3 separate regions of the Homo sapiens genome follow, and regions 1 and 3 are each linked to region 2. Evidence: chromatin loops called from intact Hi-C (ENCODE). Cell type or tissue: heart right ventricle. All regions are shown on one strand.

What was found. Hi-C counts contacts between places; a loop is a spot of excess contacts. Peaks named below come from ENCODE experiments on the same cell type or tissue, not always from the same donor. Only the 100,000 strongest peaks of a DNase experiment are listed, where the experiment ranks them.
Region 1: it touches region 2 in a loop (2.7-fold over the local background); 40 of 110 quality-filtered maps call a loop at or near these places.
Region 3: a loop joins it to region 2, with 5 times the contacts of the local background. A loop is called at or near these places in 41 of 110 quality-filtered maps.

Annotation. Positions count from the first base shown.
Region 1 is chr10:112,571,588-112,579,587 of GRCh38, reverse strand. The region is part of intron 5 of VTI1A (vesicle transport through interaction with t-SNAREs 1A); the gene reads right to left. Among named protein-coding and RNA genes, the nearest start is that of MIR4295, 59 kb to the left of the region's middle. In heart right ventricle, no CTCF peak of the experiment used is centred here; no DNase peak of the experiment used is centred here.
Region 2 is chr10:113,123,612-113,131,611 of GRCh38, reverse strand. The region is part of intron 5 of TCF7L2 (transcription factor 7 like 2); the gene reads right to left. Among named protein-coding and RNA genes, the nearest start is that of SNORA87, 82 kb to the right of the region's middle. RefSeq lists a silencer at 4,820-4,939. In heart right ventricle, a CTCF peak has its summit at 4,838 (motif pointing right); a DNase peak (open chromatin) is centred at 4,861; H3K4me3 peaks cover 3,802 bases; H3K27ac peaks cover 6,503 bases.
Region 3 is chr10:112,561,448-112,569,447 of GRCh38, reverse strand. All of the region lies in intron 5 of VTI1A (vesicle transport through interaction with t-SNAREs 1A), which reads right to left. Among named protein-coding and RNA genes, the nearest start is that of MIR4295, 69 kb to the left of the region's middle. In heart right ventricle, a CTCF peak has its summit at 3,808; no DNase peak of the experiment used is centred here.

The DNA of each region.
Region 1 (8,000 bases), 550 kb after region 2:
ACCTTAGTCAGCATCTATTGTAAGATATACCTTTTTTTAGTTTTTATTTTAAAAGACAATGTCTCACTATGTTGCCCAGACTGGTCTCAAATTCCTGGCCTCAAGCCATCCTCCCACCTCGGCCTCCTAAAGTGCTGCGATTACAGGTGTGAGCCACAGTGCCCAGCCAGATGCACCATTTTTTATACACTACTCAGAAAACAGCTGTCAACTAAATTATGACACTATATTTTCTTATCATTTAAAATTTTTATTTTATGCTTATTCAATGAGCTCTTTTTGACTCAGAGATCTTACATACATCTCTCTTGTGCATACACAAAATGGAAATATAAGCAAAATGAATGGGTTAAGGTTTTCCTAGAATTTTTCCACACATAAGTGTCCACCTCTTCTGATTCACTTTTCAACTTACAGTCATCAATGTCCTCTGCACCTGATGCTGCATCAAGGGTACTGGGATACGGCATCTCTTAAGTGTGTCTCTGGGATTATCTTCCATGTTGCTGATACTATTCTGTAAGTTTCCATGTACCAGAAAGTAAGGTTTTTCAGATGACAATTAAACTCATATTCTTTTCTATAAAGATCCTTAAATGGTTTGTTGATAGAAACTTACACTTTTCTGCTGATGTCACCAGGAATAGCAAGCAAGTTGGCTCATGTGCTGACAATGACAAGTATATCACCACTGTTGCTGGCCTGCAGAGTTTGTAAGATGCCATTAATTGTAAAACACTCTAATTACAGAAATGTTAAATTGTAAAAAGATACACATCTTACAATCATGCAATATGGTAATTATACATCTAATGGGTATCTTAAAAACTATATCCATCACATCAAATTCAAGATATTATTGTTTAGAATGGGGCTACGCTTTCAAAAAGTGAGCTAACTTAAAATAGATTTGAAAATATTAAGTAAAAGTATCATGCAAATATGACAAAAAGCTTACAAGTTGCACTCATATGGATAAAGTTTGAAATATATAGATTTAAATGACTATCAGTTCAAGAATGATTTATGTCTACATGTCTAACTATAACTTCATTCCTAAGCTTCAATCCCAGAGGTTTGACTGGCTACTCAATGAAAACACTTGGGCACTTTGTTAATATCTTAAATTCAGTATTTTCTGCCCTCCAAACCTATTCTTCCTCCTGATTTTCCTTTACTGTTTACTCAATCAATATATACCTTTTACTCAACCAGAAACCGTGGATTTCTGATAGGGTTTCTCCTAACTCTCCCTTCATCCCTGCCCCCCACCTCCTATCCTCAGAGCCAAATTGCTGCGTCTGTTGATTCTTCCTCAGTGATGTCTCTGGCATCCATCCTCTCTTCTTCATTCCTGCTCTCACAGCCCTAATTCGAGCCTCAGTTATTTCTTCTATGACCTGCTGCCATACTGTCTGAAATGCTTTCCTTAGGGTTTCTTCTCCTCTGAGCTGTCCTATATGCCACTGGCCAGATTCGTCTCCTAAAGCATCGTTATCACCAGGTCACTTCTTGGGCTCAAAAAGGTTCAAACAAAACAATAAGAAAGTTACTTCACATTTACATAGTATTTCCGGACTTTTTTCATTTGATTTTCTCAGCAAGTCTATGAGGTCGGATAAGCGTTATTAACCCCATTCAAAAGAAGAAATGAGAATAGAAAATGGGTAAATGATTTGCTGAAACTTAAACAGCGAACGGATTTGGTGGTCTGATGGTCTTTTCCCTGCATCATGCCCTCTTGCAATTCTTCACTGCCTGGAAGGCTGCTTGGCTGATTTAACCACGTACATATGATTCTATGTCTAATTTTAAAATACAATTTTTGATTAAATTATATTTCCAGCTTGTCCATCTCCCAGTTCCTTTCCCACACTACTACCAGGATAATGTTCCTTAAGTATAGGCCTCATCATATCACCCTGTCATTCATATGCCTTTAATAAGAACATATTAGAAGCTATTGAACACAACTTTTTACTTGGCATGTTATTTGTTCACAATGTTATCCCCACAGGGGATGGCTTTCTTTGTAACTGCTCCCAATCTTCAAGGCCCCATTCCAAATGTTATCTTCTTCTTCAACCTGGACTTAGTTTCCCAAAACCCTCTCACTTTTAACTGTTTACCAAAGAGTGCCTGGTCTACTCTTGGTGGTATATACTTCAATCATTATACAATTATATATTTAGATATTAGGGAAAGCTTGACTGGTATGTCTAACTCATGCGGATAAGGATATGTAATAAAAAATTTCAGTTGCTTTAAAGTTGGTTGATAGAAAAATATTGTTATAGAGTGAATGTCTCTGTCCCCCAAAATTCACACGTTGAAGCCCTAACCCCTAGATGTGATAGTACAGGTAATCAGGTTTAGATGAGGTCATGAGGTCTCCATGATGGGATTAGTGTCCTTATAAAAAGAGGAAGAAAGATCAGAGCTCTCTCCCCACCACGTGAGGACTCAGTGAGTTCTTTGTAGGCATGTTTTATGTTCCCTCTTGGAATATACAAGCTCTAAGTTAGAGCTAAAACTTATTTATCTATGCATCCCTAACATAAACTGTGGATTGTGACCTTATAGACGGATTATAAAATCAATTTAGAAATCAAGACTGCCATTTCTTTTTTTAAAACAACAAGAGTAGAAAATATTGGCATATACTATCTGTAGTTAGCAAGGCTAAGTATTGTTTCATAAAATATTTATTTCAGTTTTGTGTGTGTGGGTGTGTGTAATATAAATTGTGACGTGAAATGTATTTCTTACTATAGGTCATGATAACAAAATTTGAAAAATACTGCTGTGACATATATAGCCTAAAGCCCTGTACATATTTGGCACTCAAATATAGAATGAAGGAATGCTTCTTGAAATATCAGAAAACATCTTATTTTTAATCTTCGTCTGATTAGGAAAGTAATGCATCATTAAAATATTACCATTATAGATGATGGGAGGTAGTACCTTGTAATCACCATTCCACCATCCCACCCCAAGATACTCTTGAGAGTTTAATATTTATTCCAAGAATATATTTAAAATGTAATTTCAACTTCCACTTGGAAATTTTTTTATTATCTTCAGATTCCAAAGTTTCTATTTTGAGAATGGTACAGTTCTAAGGCTATTAAATTGGGTGTTTCCTGAATGTTAGCACAGTGCCTGGCTCCTAGGAGGTACTTAGAAACGATCTAATGATTAAATGCATGCTAAAACAGCAAATATTTTGAACATGTTAGGTCTGGCCCTTTTAGAAGAGGCAGGGGGCCGGGCGCGGTGGCTCACGCCTGTAATCCCAGCACTTTGGGAGGCCGAGCGGGGCGGATCACGAGGTCAGGAGATCGAGACCATCTTAGCTAACACGGTGAAACCCCGTCTCTACTAAAAACACAAAAAATTAGCCGGGCGCGGTGGCTGTTGCCCGTAGTCCCAGCTACTCAGGAGGCTGAGGCAGGAGAACGGCGTGAACCCGGGAGGCGGAGCTTGCAGTGAGCCGAGATAGCGCCACTGCAGTCCGGCCTGGGCGAAAGAGCGAGACTCCCTCTCAAAAAAAAAAAAAAAAAAAGAAAAGAAAAGAAAAGGCAGGGGGCAGGGTGGGAATGGGCAAAAGATACACAGAATGAACAAACAAAGAAAAATTCACGAGAGGTTTAAACTTTTCTACACAATAAATTGCTAATTGGAAGCTATTCTCTTCAACAAGATATCATCTAAAATAATGGAATAGTATTAATTTAACAGAACAATTTGAATGCTAAAAATATGAAGTCTATCAGGCAAAATCGTTTCAATGGCTCCAATGCTGCTGAGAAAATTAAAAAGACAATGAAATGATTTTATGAATGTTCCTTCATAACAAGAATAACATAGTGCCATCCTTCAAGTTAAATATTAAACAATTAATTTCATAAGGTAAAAGGTAATTTTGTTTTGTAATTAGTTAATAAATTGCTAATTTAAATGAGGGCAGTATTAATTCCACTGGACTGTAAACAGAGCCAGCATGTTTCCCTATAGAGCACTCTCAGCAGGGATGAAGATGAACGTTAACATTCTTGAAAACACACAATGGACGCGAACAAACGCTTACTGAAGGAAGCAGAAAACTGCTGTACCATTGGCCATTATCAATATCCACTCTTGCAAAGAGAGGATAAATATCAGTGATATTTAAACACACATGAAGAAAACCTTGACTTGTACATTTATGAAAACAGCTACAAAGATTATAATGAAAAGATCCATAAATTAGATCTGCATGTCAGAAACTGAAAACGAACTACAGGAACACAACCTAACTTTCATCAGTTTTCAGTGCCAGGGAAGAGACATCATTAGATGAGAGAAAGCAAAAAGATTTTTAGGCTGTGAAATCTCAAAAGAGAAATCAATCATTCATTTCATAGCTATTTATTTAGTGCCTACTATTAGCACCAAAGAGAGATATAGAGGTGAGCAAACCATACAAGGTCCTTGTGGTCATGGAAATTGCATGCTAGTGAAGCAAACTACAACAGTGATCTGGAATCTCAGTCCTTCCTTCACCACTACCTGGCTGTGTAAACATGGGCAAGCTACTTAACACATCAGGGCCTTATTTTATCTGGTAAAATGAAATGGTTGAGTTCAATCATTTTGAGGAGAAAATGCAAATATCAGGGTTCAATATTAGGACCAGTATTCAAAAAGTGAATTCAAACAATTCAACAATAGTCTAGTACCAGCCAAGTCAAATTCACGCAACATTTCCTTTGTACATTGGGTAAACACATAATTAGACCAGGACATTGAAGGCTTCTCTGACCCAATGCATCCACCTACACTGTACTCACTCATTTACTTCTGTCATGTCCATTCGATTTTATGTTGCTCCTAGTGCCTAATACAGTATGTATCACTTGATAGGTTCCATCCATCACTTAACGTGTGGTAGATTTAAACAATAAGCACTTTAGCAAGGTCTTATTAAGCTACTATTGTAGATAAGAAAAAAAGAAGCTCAGAAAGGTTAACTGACTAACCCAAAGTTACACAGCTCATAGCAAAGAAAGCTGGGATTTAAATCCAGGTCTATTTGATTCCCAAACCCAGCCTCTGCTGGGTATTTAACAAATGTTCGTTGATTTAGCAATGAACGAATAAGACTGCTATGGCTTTAGAGTAGTGGCTCCCAAACTATGGTCCATAGACTGGTGCTGGTTCAAATTTAAAAATAAGAACAGTGGAACAAGTTTTTCCTAAGACTAAATATATTTGCATTAAAGGACAATCACTTGTTCTGAGCTACAAATGCCCAATTTGTGGCATTCAAATATTATTTCCTTTATACAGAATTAGTAGACGTCAGTTCTCCCTGTCCCCTTTATAGACATACTTGAAGTAATAAACAGCTTCCAATCATGTGCCACTCCTCAAACTTATTTGATTTTATTTTTAAAACTTTGCTTGTTTTTGCAATCCAAATATCTAGAAGGCAATGATTTTGAGTATACAATGAGTACTGTACTTTAAGTAATTTAGAAAAAAATGGAATTTAAACAATATGATTCACTACAAACATGTAGAGATCTATGAGAATGAACAATTATATTCAGATAAAGAACCTAACCTTTTAACAATGTACTTTATCATATTCTGAAGCTTCTGGGGGAAGACAAAGTACAAAACATTCCTCACAGAAGCCAATGGTATTAGTCTTAATATATTTTCAAATTACAGGAACCCATCTCAAATTACCTTAGGCAAAAAAGGGGTTTTTAAATTGTAATAAACATTACAAACTTTTTCAGGCAATAAGACAGCTTTGCTGTTCTGAACGGCTTTCACAACTAGATCTTGGGTCTACCTCAACTAACATGCATTTTTGATGCATTACTGAGCTTGCTAGAAAATACGGAGGTGTCCAGAAGAAATAGGAGGAAGTGTGAGACAAATAATTTTCCTAAAGCCATAGACAGTGAATGGTGGAATTGGCAATAAAATTTGAATCTCTTTGATTCCGTGGTCTTTTCACTATATTACACTGCCTCCCAGGTAAGTAGGATAGGTTGTACCTCAGTCAATTTCTTTTTGATCTATTAAGGGATTGTATATTTTCACCAAACATGCAAATACCATTGTCATTTTATGTCTAATAATAAAATTATTTCATGAATACCATTAGGGTTTTTTTTTCCTAATAAACATACCCTCTATTATCAGCAAGAGTTGCAGAACATTTAAGTGCAGGGTACTAGACAGGAAAACGGGACAATAAAGAGATCTAGGGCTTAGTCTTGATTTCCAAGTTGCTTAGTTTATTTCGGATAATAGAGCAGATAGCATACAAGGACAGGTACATAGGCAGTGAGCATTAAGGACCATGAATACAATTCATTCCAGGGACCATAAACCTTGGGCTGAATACTGCTCCAATCACATCTGCTAGGCCAGCACAATTCTTCCTTAAGCTCAGCAACAATTCTCAAAATTTGCTACATTATGAGTATAAACCTCAACCCATTTGGGTCTGTCACCCCTGAATAAACCTAAAGCACTACAGGAGTTGGGTAACAACTTATTTATCTAGTATTGTGGTGAGATGGGATGCTTCAGGAAAAAGAACTTTCCAGACAAAGCTGATTTAACTTCAAGCAGCAATAATTTATTTGATTAATTAGTGAGAAACTTCTAAAATACACCATTAAAATACAGTTCATGGTTTCCTGAAGAAGAGAGAACATTTCTTTTTTTTTTTTTTTTTGGTTGAGACGGAGTCTCGCTCTGTCGCCCAGTCTGGAGTGTAGTGGCGCGATCTCGGCTCACTGCAAGCTCCGCCTCCCGGGTTCACGCCGTTCTCCTGCCTTCAGCCTCCCGAGTAGCTGGGACTACAGGCGCCCGCCACCGCGCCCGGCTAATTTTTTGTATTTTTAGTAGAGACGGGGTTTCACCGTGTTAGCCAAGATGGTCTCGATCTCCTGACCTCGTGATCCGCCCGCCTCAGCCTCCCAAAGTGCTGGGATTACAGGCGTGAGCCACCATGCCTGACCGAACATTTCAATTTTTTTATTGACAAAGTTATTATGACAAACAGCCATTTTTGATTGTTTAATGATAGTTTCATGACTTTCCTTAATGGTCATTCTCTTATTTCATGTTATCTATCCTCTTTAACTCTTCTGGTGAGGGCTGAGAGATAAAATAAGAAAACTACCAAAGAACTGTAAAAGCAAACCTTTTTAAGAATTTAAATGTAGGAATAATATCAACAACACCTACCACCACTCATACCTTTCATTGAAAGCTTATTAGGTGCACAACCATGCTATCATTGTCTTCATTTTATTTGATGATGAAGGGATAGAGAGATTAATTATTTTCCCAAAGTCACACAGCTAGCAAAGTGGCAGAGCAGGATTTACACAGAAACAGAATTCTACAATCAACCACTATCTTTCTTTTTCATCTTTTTAAATTTTAGAATCGGGGGTCAATGAGCAAGTTTGTTACATTAGTATATGGTGTGATGCCAAGGTTTGAGGTGCAATGATCCTGTCATTCAAGTTGTGAGCATAGTACCCAACAATAATTTTTCAGCCTTTGTGCCCCTCCTCTCTCCCCCTTCTAGTTGTCTCCAGTGTCTGCTGTTCCCATCTTTATGCCAATGAGTAGCCAATGTTTGGCTCCTGCTTTTAAGTGAGAATATGTGGCATTTAGTTTTGTTTCTGTGTTCATTTAGGATAATGACCTCCAGCTTCATCCACGTTCCTGCAAAGGACATGATTGTGTTCTTTTTTATGGCTATGTAATATTCCACAGTGTACGTATACACCATCTTTTCTTTATCCAATTTATTGTTGGTGGGCACCTGGGTTGATTTCATGTTTTTGCTATTGTGAAGGGCACTGCAATGAACATACAGGTGCATTCTACCTTTTGGTAGAATGATTTTCCTTTGGATATATACATATCCAGTAATGGGATTGCCAGGTGGAATGGTAGTTCAACTCTTAGTTCTT
Region 2 (8,000 bases):
AAAGGAACTCCCTTCTCCTAAGACATCAAGAATAGTGGTTTACTCTCATCAAAGCCAACAGGACCACTATTAAGTAACGCAGGTAATTTGAGTAAACTAGGGTCTAGAACCTCAACATGGGAGACTGTACTGGGTGTGATATTTGCAGTAACACAACATACACATTTGCAACACAGCCTCCACTCTCTTCACCACCATTCCTGACAGTTTACACAATCCTAGATTGAACCAAAGAGTTGCACACAGCTAGAAAGGAAAACCAAGATTTACACCCATCATTATTTTACGCTCAACGAGAGAACTATCTATGATCTTGTGTTTTAATTTGACACACAGAATTTAATTCATGATGTTGAAAATATGAACATAAGTCTATGGTATATTTCATTCCTTCTCACCCCAAAATTGGATGGAAGAGCTTATCGACCACTGCAGATTATTTCTGTTTGGTCATACAATAACATCACAAATAATAAAAGTAATTAAGGAATTGCCTCCAAATTCAAGAGAATCCTCTTACAGCTTGTGGCAAAAGATAATCACTCCGGCCGGGCACGGTGGCTCACGCCTGTAATCCCAGCACTTTGGGAGACCGAGACGGGCGGATCACCTGAGGTCAGGAGTTCAAGACTAGCCTGGCCAACGTGATGAAACCCCGTCTCTACTAAAAATACAAAAATTATCTGGGCATGGTGGCGGGTGCCTGTAATACCAGCTACTCAGGAAGCTGAGGCAGGGGAATTGCTTGAACCCGGGAGGTGGAGGTTGCAGTGAGCCGAGATCTCGCCACTGCACTCCAGCCTGGGTAATAAGAGCGAAACTCCGTCTCAAAAATAATAATAATAATAATAATAATAATTTTTTAAAAAGATATCACCACACAGTTGAAGAGAGTATAATGGATCCTAAATCCCAAATTCATATTGCAAAAGGGCCTTCTCCCTAATCATTAACAGCACAATGAGCTGTCATCAGGCTCTTGCTCGGGTTTCCAAAACACATTTTATATTAAGTTTACAAAACACACCACAAGCAAGACCATAGCCCTAAAAAGCCAGCATCTAAATCTGGAGATTGACAACTAAAGACGGAGCAACAGAAAGTTAGCATTAAATATGAAACCAAAATACACAGTTTACACAGCCCTGCTACTGTTAAAGCCTTATCACTCAAAACTTTCAAGCTTTTAAAGTATGCTCCTCTATGAGGCAATGTCATTTTTCCTTCTCTCTTTTCTGATGGAGCCCACCCTGGTGGGTGAAGAAAACAATTATTTGTTAGAAGAAATTCCAAACCGTACCACCCCTTCCCAGATTCCAGCTCACCCGTACTTTGGGAACAGGGTCTGCCTTACCATAGAAGTGTAAGGACTGTGATGAAAGTGAGACTTCTCTCCTCCCCATCTTTTTTTAACCCTTTCTCCCCCTCCCCAAAAAACTGCTGTGAAAAGGACTCAAAGAAAGGGCATAGCTTGAGTTGACCATTTATTCTTGTTTTGTTTTTTCCTTCCCATGATCTAAATTAAGGGGGGGGAAAAAGCATAGGTTTAATGGTCAATACCATAAGCATGGACACGAACATACACACATCCCCCCATACACACACCACACACCCCACTACTCACCCAGCAATTCAAATTGAGGTGCCAACCGCCCAACTGCTGGAACAGAGAGACCCCGGAGGCCACTGCGCCTCCCTTACCACTCAAATCTTCCATTCCCACTAAAATTGTGTCCCTAGGGTACATAACAGCCTTGGTTTTCCCTCTCTCCACCTCTAAAAAAACTTTCTCTGTACCTTCGAGATGGGACTGGGCCAGTTTTTCTTCCTCCTCCCTTTCTGCTTTTCTCACTTTTCTTTTTCCTCCCAGCTTCCCCTCCCTTTAAACCTTTCACTTAAAGAACTGAAAAAAAGCATCTAAAAAGATCGAAATGGCTCCAGATTCCTGGCCGAGTAGGCTCAAAATGCTCAAAGTTGTCGCTCATATTGCCTAGAATTATCTTGTTAATCCTTCCCCCTGTACACACATCCCTAAAAAAATCTTAAAAATAAAAAACAAAAAAGTCCACTAATAATCTAGAGTTCAGCTGGTTGCAGATTTAATTTTTTAAAAAAAATTTTAAAAACTCCTTCTACTTTCTAATCTTTGCCACTACAGAATCCGTGAAGGAAGGGGGAAGGTCCATGTTCCCCAGCCAGCTCAGGGCACCTCAGCAAAGTCCCCTCCCTCACCCGTTACCTTGGGCAGCAGGGACAGAGCTGCCGCTAAGAGTAGCAAAGAAATTACGGTCAGCCATGAGGGAAAATGATCAACCGAGTGCAGGAGGCAGGCACTTTATCTGCAAGATTGTCAAATCCCTCAAAACAAATTTCTTAGGGAGAGGGCTGCGATGGGAGAGGGGAGGGAGGAGGAAAGGATATTTTCTTGTCACAGTGACACGGAAGTGACACTTTGCAGGGCCTTGCCTGCCCTGTATACACCCTCTCTTCCTTCCAGAGTAACAGAATGTGCCTGAAAGATTTTCAACTGACCTCCCTGGAAGCAGAAGAAACGAAGCTTCCTGGGCTCGCTAGTATTCCAATAGTCAGAATGCTAACTCGCTTTTTTGACTGTTGAGTTTTGTGAGCTTTCCCCAGGAACACAGAGAGAGAAAGAAAGAGAGAGAGAGAGAAGGAAGGGAAACGGCAGAGGGATGCAAAGGCTAGAGCTGAATTCCACAAACCCGACTTACTTTTCCTGGGGCTCTTATGGGATCCAGGGCCGGGTACATTTGTGTGGTTTTAACTTAACTTGAGTTGAGACACTCAGACATCACAGGCCAGAAATCGTCCTCTTTTACATGAAGGAGGGGAGTGTGGGAGGGTGGCTGCTCATGGAGGGATTACAGACAGAAAAAGTTGCAGGGGACAAAACTCATCCAGAACGCTTTTCCGGTCTTTTCCCACCCCAAGTGTTAAGCCATTTCACCCTCTTCAAAAGCAAACACACAACTCCGATTTGCATGCAGGTAAGAAAACACCCCTGCTGCCACATGGGATCCTGGACTTGTGTGGCTTGAAGCAAGACCAGTGGCAAAGATTTGGTTTCTTCTGGCGGCAGGACACCTAAGGTAGAGATGTTTTTAATTTACTGAACTGATTGCCCATCTGTTTATCTCCAAGCCCACAAGACTGTTTTCACGATGTAGGTCTTTAAACAATCTGTTAAGACACGGGACAAGTTAATCACCCTCGCCGCTCCCCACCAAAAAAATCAACAAAAACAAGGGCTGGGCAGGCTTAAAAATAACAAAAAAGTGGGAATTCTTCATTTCTTCTTTTCTTCTTTTTTAAAATACTGCTCCGTGGCCTCTCTTTCTGGACTTATCTGGCCTTCCTGTGTAAGTGTCAGGCAGCAATCTTTAAGGCCCTTAATACCAAAACAAAACCCTGCCATTCCCTTTACATGGTGGTAACAAAAGCAATGAGCCTCCACTTTGACAAGTAAAAAGCCCCAACCACACAGCCCCCTAATTGCCTTCTCTCCCTCTATTCACGCGGACCACCACACTCCTGGCAGCTGCTTTTGTCACACACGCAATTTCTTAAGTAAACTGCAAGTTCTCTGCCGCTGATGGACAGCTCCCAATCATTCAGCAACAATAACTTATAAAGTGCGGCAAACAGGATGGGCAACTTTGACTAAGAATTTATTTTCTAGCTTTCTCAAAAGACCGAAAAATGGAAAAAAAAAAAAAAAAAAAAAGGACGCAGCAACATAAGCTAACTCATGCTAGACAGACCCCCTCTTCCTTAAAAAGTAAAGGGAAATTTCTTGAATTTCTTCAAACTAAAAACTGCTCCTCAGAAACTCTTTCCGGATATTTGCCATCCCATCGCACTACTCTAAATTCATCCCCAGGGTGCCCCCAGTTTGTCAGAAGTACACCACGCTTAGAACATTCCCACAAAAAAATCAAAAGGTGATCAAGTGCTGCAAAGTTCTGTAGGGTTTAAAAAAAAAGACAGCAACAACAAAAAAACACTTCCCCAAAACAAAACAAAACAACAACAACAAAACAAAAACGAAAGCTTCCTTTCCTTTCAGCATGAAATTACAATCATGTGCAGGAGGAATGAAGTAAGGAGGTGGGAGGAACTGCTCATTTACATTCCACGGTCCGCATCTGCAGCATCAGCAAACTTTTGTTTTGTTTTAAATAAAGAGGTTCAAGAAGGGAGGAAGGGGAAATGGGTCTTGGAGGAATGGATGGACGAAAAGTAGCAAAATGCTGATTCTTTACGAAAATATTTGGGGATGGGGAGGAGGGGAGCGAGGAGGGTGGAGCATTGGTGTCTTTAACTTGGTGGACAGAAAAAAAAAAAAAACCCGAAACCCCTCCGTATTCACGTCCAAGTTAATAATAATAAAAAAGCATGTTTTTATAGTCACAAGCTGAAATTCGGGGTGGGGGGAGGTATAGTCAATTTCTCTTTTTCGTTTTTTTTGTTTTGTTTTGTTTTGTTTTAAAGAGAGGCTAAAAAAAATAAATCTACTGCATCCACCCCGGCAGCTTACCAGTCAAGGTACATCAACCTGAAAGTTACCGCAAAGTGACAGCGAACATGGCAAAGGCTGAGAGCATGCATGCGGACTGGACAGCCGTGGACGCAGCAGGGCAGGCGCGCGGGATGCAGCGGGCCGGCCACCGCGCACCCCTGCCCGCCCGCCCGCCGCCGGCCGCGCTTACCATCTAGAGAGGGTTGCGGCGCTGTCCTTCCCGCTGCCGGCTCGCGGGCATGCTGCCTGCGCCCAGATGCTGCCCAGGGCCCGCGCCGGCCGCGGGCTCCACTGGAGGGCAGCACCCGCCCTGCAGCCCGCGCCGCCGCCGCGCACCCGCGGCACAGGGGAGCAGCACACACCAGCAGCGCCGCCAGACAAGATGCTCACGCACAGTTCCATTCACAGAATTATCTCGCTTGATAGGGAAGAGCACAATAACTGGGATCTCCCCCGATTCCACAACAACCCACCCCCCCACAAAAGGGAGGGGGCGTTTAAAAAAAAAAGGCAGGGCTTTCTTACTCTTCTTTTTTTCCCCCAAACCCCGGCATTCAATCAAAAGAACAAAGCCTGATATTTTGTTTGCCGACTTAGCAAACATAAAGGCAATTTCAATAGTCCAAAGAACTTCACCTAAGTTGGTGAAAGTAATGCTTTGCAGTTCTCCAGTGAAATTACGCTTTAATAGCTATCTGATGCCATTCAGAGAAGGCAGGGGAGGAAACTCGCTGAATTTAGATAAACTTGGAGGGACCACTTCACTCCAAAGTTTTCTGCCAACTGAAAGTACTCTCAAAATTCTTGGCAACATCCAGAGCTTAATTATCTTGCTGAATTCTTTTTTTTGGAGGTGGGGGGATACAAAAACCAATATAGATCATTAAAAACACCCATATGTAAAAGAATTCAGAACAATTTACTGTATAACATTTTTCATGACTAACTTAAAAAAAAAACAAAACCTACCGAAACTTGTGGATGTGTTCCTTTAAAGCAAATGGTCCTAACACATATTAAACCACCGCTGCGCGTCTTCTAAGCATAGTAGGAAAAAATGACTATTGATCTTCAAATAGCGATAATTGAAAAGATCAAAAAGATTAAACAAAATCAAGAATGTGCTGACTTACCATGCTATGCTTTTTTGTTGCAACTTTGTAGAAATTTCACTCAAAGAAACTGCATCAGAGGTGTCAAATTTTTTAGCGGACTGTGATCGTATTATTTCCGCAGCCCTGCCTTCCAATGCTTCAGAACTTTTTTCCCTTTCTCTTTTTTGTTTGTGGTACCTAGCTTTTTGCTATAGACTTTAAAAGCCTTCAGCTCAGCAAACCAGCACAAATTATCTTGCCACCTTGCGCAGCTCTGATGCTTTGGCCGGTAACTTTGGAAGGCCCTTTACTACTGCATCAAAATTAGCATTGTCAAAGCAGTTAATGAATATTAATATTGTATTTGTCATTGGAGCCGGCCCGTTGCTGAACTCCGAGTCATCCATCAGGGACAAGATTAAGAACACAATTATTTCTGACTGACAGGGACCAAATCTGCTAGAATTTTTTTTTAAACAATTCGGGGGGAAAAAACCCACAATATCATCATCTTAAGGTGTCTCCCAAGAGACTGGGAACCAGATTAATACGCTTTTAATGAAGTAGAGATCATTATGTATGAAGGGGAAAAAAAAGAAAAGAGGTACTATTCAAGCTATTTAGTTATGGTGGTGGCTAGAAATTAAAAAAAAATGCAGACGGCATATCTTTTTCGACAGCTGTCCAGATTTTATTCATACTGTTCTAAAGAAAAAGACGACTTTTTTTTTTTTCTGAAATCTTTTCTTTTTAAAAAAAGAACAGAGAACGAGCGATTCGTCCCATCTGGGATAATTTTCCATGTCTTCACTTTTACTGTAGCGGCTCAGGAAAGACAGCACAGTAAATAATTCCTATACAAATTTGACAAGAAACACCTTCATCAGCTCAGCTCTTTCCACCCTTATTCCCCAGATTCCAAGCACTGTCTCTCTCACTTTATTCAGGATGAACCATTACATTTACAGAAACTCTTAAGTTTCCTTTAACGATGACATCTTTCTGTCATAAACACACAGGAAACAACACAACTCAACGAAAGCCTCTGATACATGCAGCAGATCCCAAATCGCCATTCGGAAAGAGTGCCCGCTAGACTCCTTCGGAGCCAAGATGGTCTCATTTAGGGTGCCGCAAAGTTGAAATGGAAGTTTTATCAGAAATTAAACTAACAGAAGCTTAACGAACTGCGCAATCAGCCCAGTAGCAGAAAACGTTTTACGAGATCATTAAAACACAGAACTTTCTCTACAACATAGGCAGAAGACTAATTAAAAGGAATTAAGCTTAAAAATTTGCAGCTTACCTGGCATAACCAACATATTTGAATTCACCCAAATCATCTCAACATCTATATCTATGTCCTGCAGAGTTATATCACTTATAACTATATTATACATATATGCATACATAGATATATACGGCGATTTCTTAGATGTTTTAGGAATAGCAGGCTTCATTGGCTTGCTCCATATAAGTTGTCTTCGAGATGATATTTCCACCCCCCTTTTCGTATTTTAAATGTGGTAAAAGGGATAAAATGACAGATGTGATGGTTAATCTACCCAATGAATCGTGGGGGTCTAGGTAAAGCTGTAATGGCCACTGAGCTAATCTACAACACCCACTGACCACCCTACTGGCCTTCTAATACCATTATCAACCCTTAGATGAACATTCTAAATTAGAGTTTTGTTCGAAAAGGGTGTGAATCTGACCTTCGATGCTGGGAAGCCTGTGCTGTATATACAGATGGCAAAGTTCTCATAAAAAAAATTTTTTTTAAGGTTTCTACTTTCTCGTGATTTGCATCTTTGAACTCTGTATCTTTACACCCTCCCCTTTTGCCCAAAAAAAGAGCCTTTCCAAATCCCCTCCTGCCATAGCCACTGATGTCATCTCTGCCACACACCCCATAATGTTTATGCCTATCCCGTCAGAAGGACCCCAGTAAAATCGCTGAAAACAAAGAAAAATCTCAAACATACATACAAACATCCTATCTTGCCCCAACTTTTCTTCTTCTCTCTTTCAGTGCTCTTTATATCCAACAAGTTTTTGGAATAGGTCCTAAAAATATATCACTTTCTAAGTGGGAAGACTTGAGACAAAATCGGTTAAGAGGATGAGATAAGAATACAAGAAAGCAATAAAGAATCCCATTTGTTCACACGCACGTCAAGGTACGCTACAAAGAAGGAAAGGAATTTGGGGCTAAGACTTCTCCTCTAGCACTCCTTTTTTAAAAAATGGATCAAAATGGACTTGTGTCAAATTATTATTGCCTAGATATGATTCACTTAAGGATATATTCCCAATGCCACTTTAAAAAAAATCAACGTAATCCCTATGATGAAAGCACACAT
Region 3 (8,000 bases), 560 kb after region 2:
CACTTTATCTTTAGCATGTGATAATGAAAAAAAGTAAAGGATTTGACTTTATACTGCCCTTCAATTGGACTGATTCCTTAACCTCTCTGGACCTCAGTATACTTATTTGCAAAATGGGAAAAACAGTACTTACCCCGTAAGATAATTATGAAGATCAAATGAAGTGTATGCCTGGATCACAGAAGGCAACAAACAGTTGTCCGCCTTCTCAGCAAATTTATCATTAGGGTTTCTAGAAGGCACACAATTAACCTACTTGAGTTTCACCTTTTTTCCCATAGCTTTTTTTTTTTTGAGATGGAATCTTGCTCTGTGCCCACGCTGCAGGGCAGTGGCACGATCTCAGCCCACTGCAACCTCCGCCTCCTGGGTTCAAATGATTCTCCTGGCTCAGCCTCCCAAGTAGCTGGGACCATAGGTGCAAACCACCACACCCGGATGATTTTTGTATTTTTAGCAGAGACAGGGTTTCACCTTGTTGGCCAGGCTGGTCTCAAACTCCCGACCTCAGGTGATCCGCCCACATATGCCCCCCAAAGTGTTGGGATCATAGGCATTAGCCACCGCGCCCAGCTGAGTTTCACCTTTTAAGTGGGCCTACTGCATGGCGGAGGAACACAAGGGTAGAAAGGTGGTCAAAGGAGAGTTACAGAAAGTGGGGGGAAAAACATGAAGACTTGATCATCTCAAACTGAATAAACAATACAAGTAGGTAAAAGATGACCAGTTAAGGCGAGAACATAAAATCAAACCTGATCATGCTTAGCTGGCTGGGTGATTGTTATAGGATAAGACGGGGATCTTATTTAGAGTTCTCTAACCTTTCCAAGAACCATTTGCTATCATTTACAGAACACTTCTCTTGGCTCCACCTCCTGAGCATGGCTATGTACAGCTGCTAATATGAAAAGCAGCTCCATCACAATTTTTTTTTTTTGAGATGGAGACTCACTCACTTTTTTGCCCAGGCTGTAGTGCAGTGGCGCGATCTCAGCTCACTGCAACCTCCGCCTCCCGGGCTCAAGAGATTCTCCTGCCTCAGCCTCTCGAGTAACTGGGATTACAGGCGTCTACCATCATGCCCAGCTAATTTTTGTATTTTTAGTAGAGACGGGGTTTCATCATGTTGGCCAGGCTTGTCTCGAACTCCTGACCTCAGATGATCTGCCCACCTCGGCCTCTCAAAGTGCTGGGATTACAGGCGTGAGCCAACCATCACATTTTAAGGTGCATAATTCCTCCTAGGACTTGTAATTTGGTGCTTCTGAGACCACAAACTTATTTTTTTTTCTCTGTCCAGAATATCATACGGTGCACAGCATATTTTTTCTTTATATCTGAGTTTTGGTTGCTGTGAAACAGCTATGAAATATCACAGTGGGCTCCAAAATGAAATCTGGGTACATTACATAGTCTTGTTTTAAGTGAGATGATCACAAGCTTAACTGCCAAGTACCGAAAATCGATTTAGTCACTTTAAGATTCAAAAACATATAAAGAGAAATCTGGTTTTGCCTATACGGATGTGTGCCCTATTTAAGCACTAATTCTCAGCACTCATCTTCATTTAAAATGGTCCTCCTTTCCACAGAGATCCAAATAATCTAAGGTCATTACCAGAGAGACATGATCTACCATGCCCTTGGAAATAACTGTGATATAAATCAGTGGTGACTCTCGAATTTGAACAGGTCACCAATATAGCACTTGCTAAGCACTCCAAATCATACCACGCAGTTATTCTACAAATAACAGACTAATAATGTCAATTATCCAACATGGTAGATTCCTAAGCCATAGTTTTAGCTAAAAAAGAATCATCTGCCCCCAATCATACCTCTGATGCTTTGACATTATTTACTATGAGAAAAAGGCTTAATTACATAAAATATACTAAGAAAAAAACATGTTAGCCTAATGTTATAACTTGAAAATCAACCTATTATTTCTGATAGGATTGTGTGATATCACAGACATCACAACAGAATTGAGATATAGATAATATAAATGTGAGCAATAATAAATTTTCACATTATCATAAAAAAAGAACTGTCATTCACTTTATGTGAATTCATAAAATGGTAAACCTCTAACAAACCACATTTTATAAAGTAAATTATGGCCGGCGCAGTGGTTCACACCTGTAATCCCAGCACTTTGGGAGGCTTAGGCAGGTGGATCACTTCAGCCCAGGAGTTCGAGACAGCCTGGGCAACATGGCGAGAACTGGTCTCTACACAAAATAGAAAAATTAGCCGGGCATGGTGGGCTGTGCTTGTAGTTCCAGCTACTTGGGAGGCTGAACTAGGTGGGTTACCTGAGCCAGGGAGGTCGAGGCTGCAGTGAGCTGTGATTACACCACTGCATTCCAGCCTGGGCAACAAAATGATACTCTGTCTAAATAAATTACATTATAGCATCTGAAGTGAATTTTATGAGATACAAAAAAGGTGTCTTACAAAAAATATGTTGCACTAGGTCCAAATATGATTTTCTTTTTAATGAAAATCTCAGATACTATGTCCAAATTATCAGTAGGACAAGTTAGCAACAATATAAACATTGGGAAAGACCCCCATGCCCCACACATAACTGGCTGACAAATATACTTTCTATAAACCCTTCCCTAAAGATTCACATATAGAGTGATGGAATATTCATGAAGCAGCATTTATGACCCGGAGCATGCAAGTTCTTACATGCTGGAAATCCAAGCAGAGTCCCATTCGCCAACAATACTAAAATACTTTCATAACGTTTGCTAAGGGGTAAATAGTCAATATCACTGCTTAAATTTTCAATCACAAGTTTCTCTACTATTATTATAGTAGAGAGAAATATCTCACTTTTCCCAATAAATCACTCTAATTATTAAACAGCAAAACAATAATTTACACAGAGTATTTTCGCAAAGAAATAGTCCCAGAGCAGTTTCTAGAATCTGCCGATCTGCAAGATGCAAGATCAAAGAAGGACGTTTAAATGTACAAGTCAAATTTTTTCATGTATTTGACAAAAGTATTTGATTATTCTTAAAATTTATTTTCCAACGTATAAAAGTTAAGAAGTGCTTATGTTTAAATGCAATGCAGTTGATGTTATTTTAAATCTATTATTTTAACATTTTATTGAATTAAAAGGTAAAAATGCAATAGAAATATCACTGTAAGTTTTTTATATGTTAGCTAGTCTCAATATGAATGGAAATAAAACATTAAAATGCAGTGTGTAATAATAATAACAAATCAGTTCTTACTTAGATTCATTGAAGTTTCATATCTTTCATTAGAAAAAAACATACTAATTTTGACTTCACAAATTTCTAATGCAGAATGCTAAATAGCTAGATTTTAATGTAAAGTTTCCAAGCACATATTTGTTAATTATATTTCACACTTTAAAGTTGTTTTAATGTTTATCTTTTAAATTATAATAAATTTTAAATAATCTTCAAAATATACCAAAATGACTTCACATGCTTAAGTTACAAATTATATTTTTCTATTAATACATTTAAATTTCTATTATACATTTACTAACATCTATGGGAAATAGTAAATAAAAACTTTTAAAAATGAGGTTTTGAAAGTATTACATTGAAAATTATTAGAAAATATCTTAAAAGATTTAAAAAGTGACGTATATCAAAATATGTTCTTTTTTGTTATATTAATTATAGTAACACACATTTTAAAAACTGATAGCCCGTCCTCTTGATTTCCATGTCCTCCACATTTCCATTTCCATGTACTACTGGCAGCACAAGAAACATTTCTTTAACTAGTGGCTCAATGGCGCAGCCTATGTGTAGAAAAGTATAATACAGCATGAGGAGCAAACTACAGCCAGTCGTGTAAGTTGTAAATAAGGGTTTAAAAATATAATATGGCTTTGAAAAATGATCAGAGGTATACAGGAAAGAATTTAGCTTCTATTGCATCATGACTTTCCCTGCTATTTGCAAAATGATTTAAAATAAACTGAAAGTAAATATAAATAAAATGTATAAATAAGTCTTTTAAAATTAATTTTAAATTGCCTTTGAATACAGAAAAAAATTTTCTGTTTCCTTCACTTTCATAAACCTAAAGAAGCATGGTGTTTTGTGGCCAACTATTTAATATTTTCAATATTTGTTACTGTCAGGTTAACATATGACATTGTGGTTGGTAATCTCTTTAAAATAGTTTTTCCCTGAAAAACAACAAATAAATACACTACAAATTTTAAATCAGAAAAATTATTCCAATTTAACAACTGTATTAGGCCAACTAAACAGAGGCCCACTGTTTTATGGTACAAGTGATAGGAAGGCTAAATAAAGCCTGTTCTGCTGCCTCATATATGAACTTGATAAATACATTCACTTCCATAAATCTCCTTCAATACTATGGGTCTCTGGTCAAATATAAGAGGGGGAGCTGTTTCATTTTACGGCAGCATAGGTGATCAGCTCCCACCACTTTTTTTAACATTAGCATTCAATGAGGTAAATATACATGTAAGTATATGTATATTTGAAATTTTAAGCTAGCCCATCTCCTAAAAAAGGAAAGAAAACAAAAATTATTGGCAAACACTCATTGCTACTACTAAAGTTTGAGCAAAAGTCAGTAAAACCATTTTTTTTAAGATCTGCAATGAAAGCCAGCATTCCATTGTACACAGTCAACTTTATTGTTATTTTTGTATCTCCTTTAAAAAGCCAGGAGCCATCATACAGGGAAATCTTTTTTATATACTCTCAACTTTTCTCTCCTCATGCAGAGTTGGCTGCTAATTCTAACAGAGAAAAGAACCATATTCAAAATTTGCACCCATTCCATTTCTCCATTATTTAAAAAAAGGGGGGTAACCCTGTAAATTTACTTAAGCTGTTTAAACAAGGAAGAAGTGCAAAAACTCAGGCTCTGTTGCAAAGCGAAATGTAATCAGAAAAACTGTTTCAGTGACACTACAACTTAACTGTTTTAACTTCACAATATGAGTGTTTTTTTTTTTTTAAAGAAGTACTTCAATCACACAGTAGAAGTCTGATCAATTTGACATTGACTATAGAAAACTAAACTCACAGTGAAGACAAGCACAATACACGGAAAATTATTTCTGTTTGGTTCACTATTACTTCATCTTTTCTTTCTATTGCTTTTGTTATAAAGAAATCAACAACGCGCTGAACAAAATTAAAACAAAAGCCACTCCGATGTTTATTTTTCAGTCACTGCCAAATGATTTAATTCCAAAAGCTTTTTTCATTCCATGCAAGTTGTGGTTGCATTTATTTTTTCTCTCCCTCAAGGTCAGATTTGTCAATTAAAAAAAAAAAAAAACTATTTTCAGGGTGAAATTGAAATTTTTCCACTCATACTTCATTAACTACTGAGATTTTACAATTTTCAACATTTTAGTAGATATTTTAATCACCTTAGGTTTTTAAAATAAACTTTATGATGTCTAATGTTTAAAAACCATATTTAAATGCACTGTCAATTTACAAAGCTAAAATATTAAATTTGAGAACTGAAGTAATATGCTATACCTTGCCATGAAAAGAAATGTTTTTGTCCAAAAACTACTCACAGATATTCTCATGTAGAATAGCCAGTCCACATCAAGGAATCATTCTGCTTTAAAACAGAGATATGTATACCTTAAGAATAACCCCATGGAACAAATTAAAATTAAATTTGCCAGTAGTTTCTACTTCAGTACTTTCTCAACTTAATTGTGTAAAAATATATTGGTGCTAATTTGACGTTAATAAATTAAGACCATTAGAGACAGTCTTTCATTGTTGGCCTTCAACAATTGTCAATGACACTATTTTCTGTTTGCATTTCCTCAAGCGTGTTAATGTCTCTTTGTTTAGGCTCGCAAGTCGAATGGTCAATGTAAACACAGTCAATGAAACATCAGGACTGGAAAACAAGTCTACTGAGAGGACCTATGGGAAGAACATTTGGTCTATTGCCAAGTATGCGATAAGGTTACAGCACTGAAAGGCTACTTAAAAATTTTTTTTATATGATGAATGAATGACTCTAAAAAAATTCACAAAATTCTTTGTTTTGCATACAAAGTCCATCAAGGATGAAGGTGGTCTGCAAGTTGAACTTAGTACTATGTGGGTTATAGTCTTTGTTTGCAGTCTTAACTGGGGATTGTACCTTAGCTACCGTAGTTCAAGCGTAAAAATACTTTGTCTGTAATACTATATACTGTTGCCAGTGACCCTCTAAATCCTTGAAGCAACTGTGTCTTCTGGTGTCACAGAAGATAATGCCAATTTATTGCAATGTGTGGCTTTTTTAACTGATTAAAATTAAGCCGTAAACACGTGACAATGGAATTAGCACATTTAGAGAGTCTGTTTTCCCACATCCCATTTTGTGCTAGTACGGCTGGTCCCTGCAACTCTACGCGGGTGCAATTTTAATGACTTTGCTGGGTTTTGATGTTCTTATGAAAAAAGCACTGCTTGGTGTTTGTGGAGAAGGTAGATATGGGGGCTGAAGAGCTGTGATTGGGAACATGGTGACATCGTTTCTGTTTTCCGATAGGATCGGTGTCATTTTCCTCTCAGCGATAAGACACCTCCACTGACAGTGCCCGATTAGGGAAAATTTTATTATAAAATTCACTTTTATCGAATGAGGATAGAGTGATAAACAGTTCAGCCTCAGGGAAGGAATAGGAACAGATTTTCCCCCCTTTTCAAATTCCACCTTTTCCCTCTTCTCTCTCTTTCTCTCCTTTAGGAAGATGATTGTGTTTTAGTTATTATTAATGGTACAAAAGAACTCCCCACAACATGCGATTGCCATGATAAAACTATCTAAATCAAGAGACACTCAGATGTTGTTATAAAAGAAAATCTATTTTATATAGTTATATATGTGTGTGTATATACACACACACACACACAAACATAATATTACTTTCTAAATCCTTCCATTTCTGGAAGTTACCTGGTATTTATTACTTAGGAAAATATAGCACTCTAAAAGCAAAGCAAACTGGAGTAATATTGACTTAATTATCCTAAATATACTGACATTTCATACTTACTTTCAGAAATAAACATTTGCCAAGCAGAACTGCAAGGTAAACACAGAGAAAACAGAAGAGTGTGGCCCTTTAATTCTCGAACAAACATTAAGGCTTAAAGGAAGAATATGAAAAAATATAGACTGTTTCTAAATAATAAAACATCATTGTTTCTGGACGATGATACTTTAAACCTGCAGTGTCGTAAGTTATGTCTGCCTGTTTGCTCCTGATAAACCAGCTGTAACTCAGGAATATATGACAAGTACTGGAAAGGGCATTTGAGAAGCAGAAAAATAGGCATTTGCCATTATTTTATTTTATTTTTTCTGAAGGAAAGTTCATCAAATGACTCAGAACACTCCTTTGGCTTTTATGAAATAAAAAAAAGTTGTATCTCAGGGGCTAAGAACTTCAGGTGGAATTGGTAAATTCTGGTAAAAGAGTTCGATGATAGATTTTTTAATTTTGGGGGAGTGAAATGTTGATGATAAAAGCAACTCAGAAAAGTATTTCTTTATTTATAAAAAACTATTTCTGAGAGGGAAAGAGAATACAACAGCCTTTAGTTTGCAATATTCTTCCATATATTTCTAGAGTCTCCCTAAAGTCTCTTTAAAGACTTTTTTCCAGAATGTTTTTTTCAAGTGCTGACTGTAAGCATGATCTATTTTGTTGTATGAGTTCCTATATTATTCTAGAATTTTTCAGTTATCAGTGATCAGAAAACCATGTTAAAATATCTTTTTCCATTTGAGTTAAACTTCCAAATTTAAATAAAAAGTAACCAGTTTTCAGAAATCATTGTTATGAACTGATGATGCTTACAGCTTCATGTTGATGAATTTAAGTATTTGTTATATCCTTGTAGGCAACCAAAGAGATTTTACTTATCATATAATAAAATGGAAAACTGAGATTTACACAAAGACACTACAAGTAAATGTCCCTAG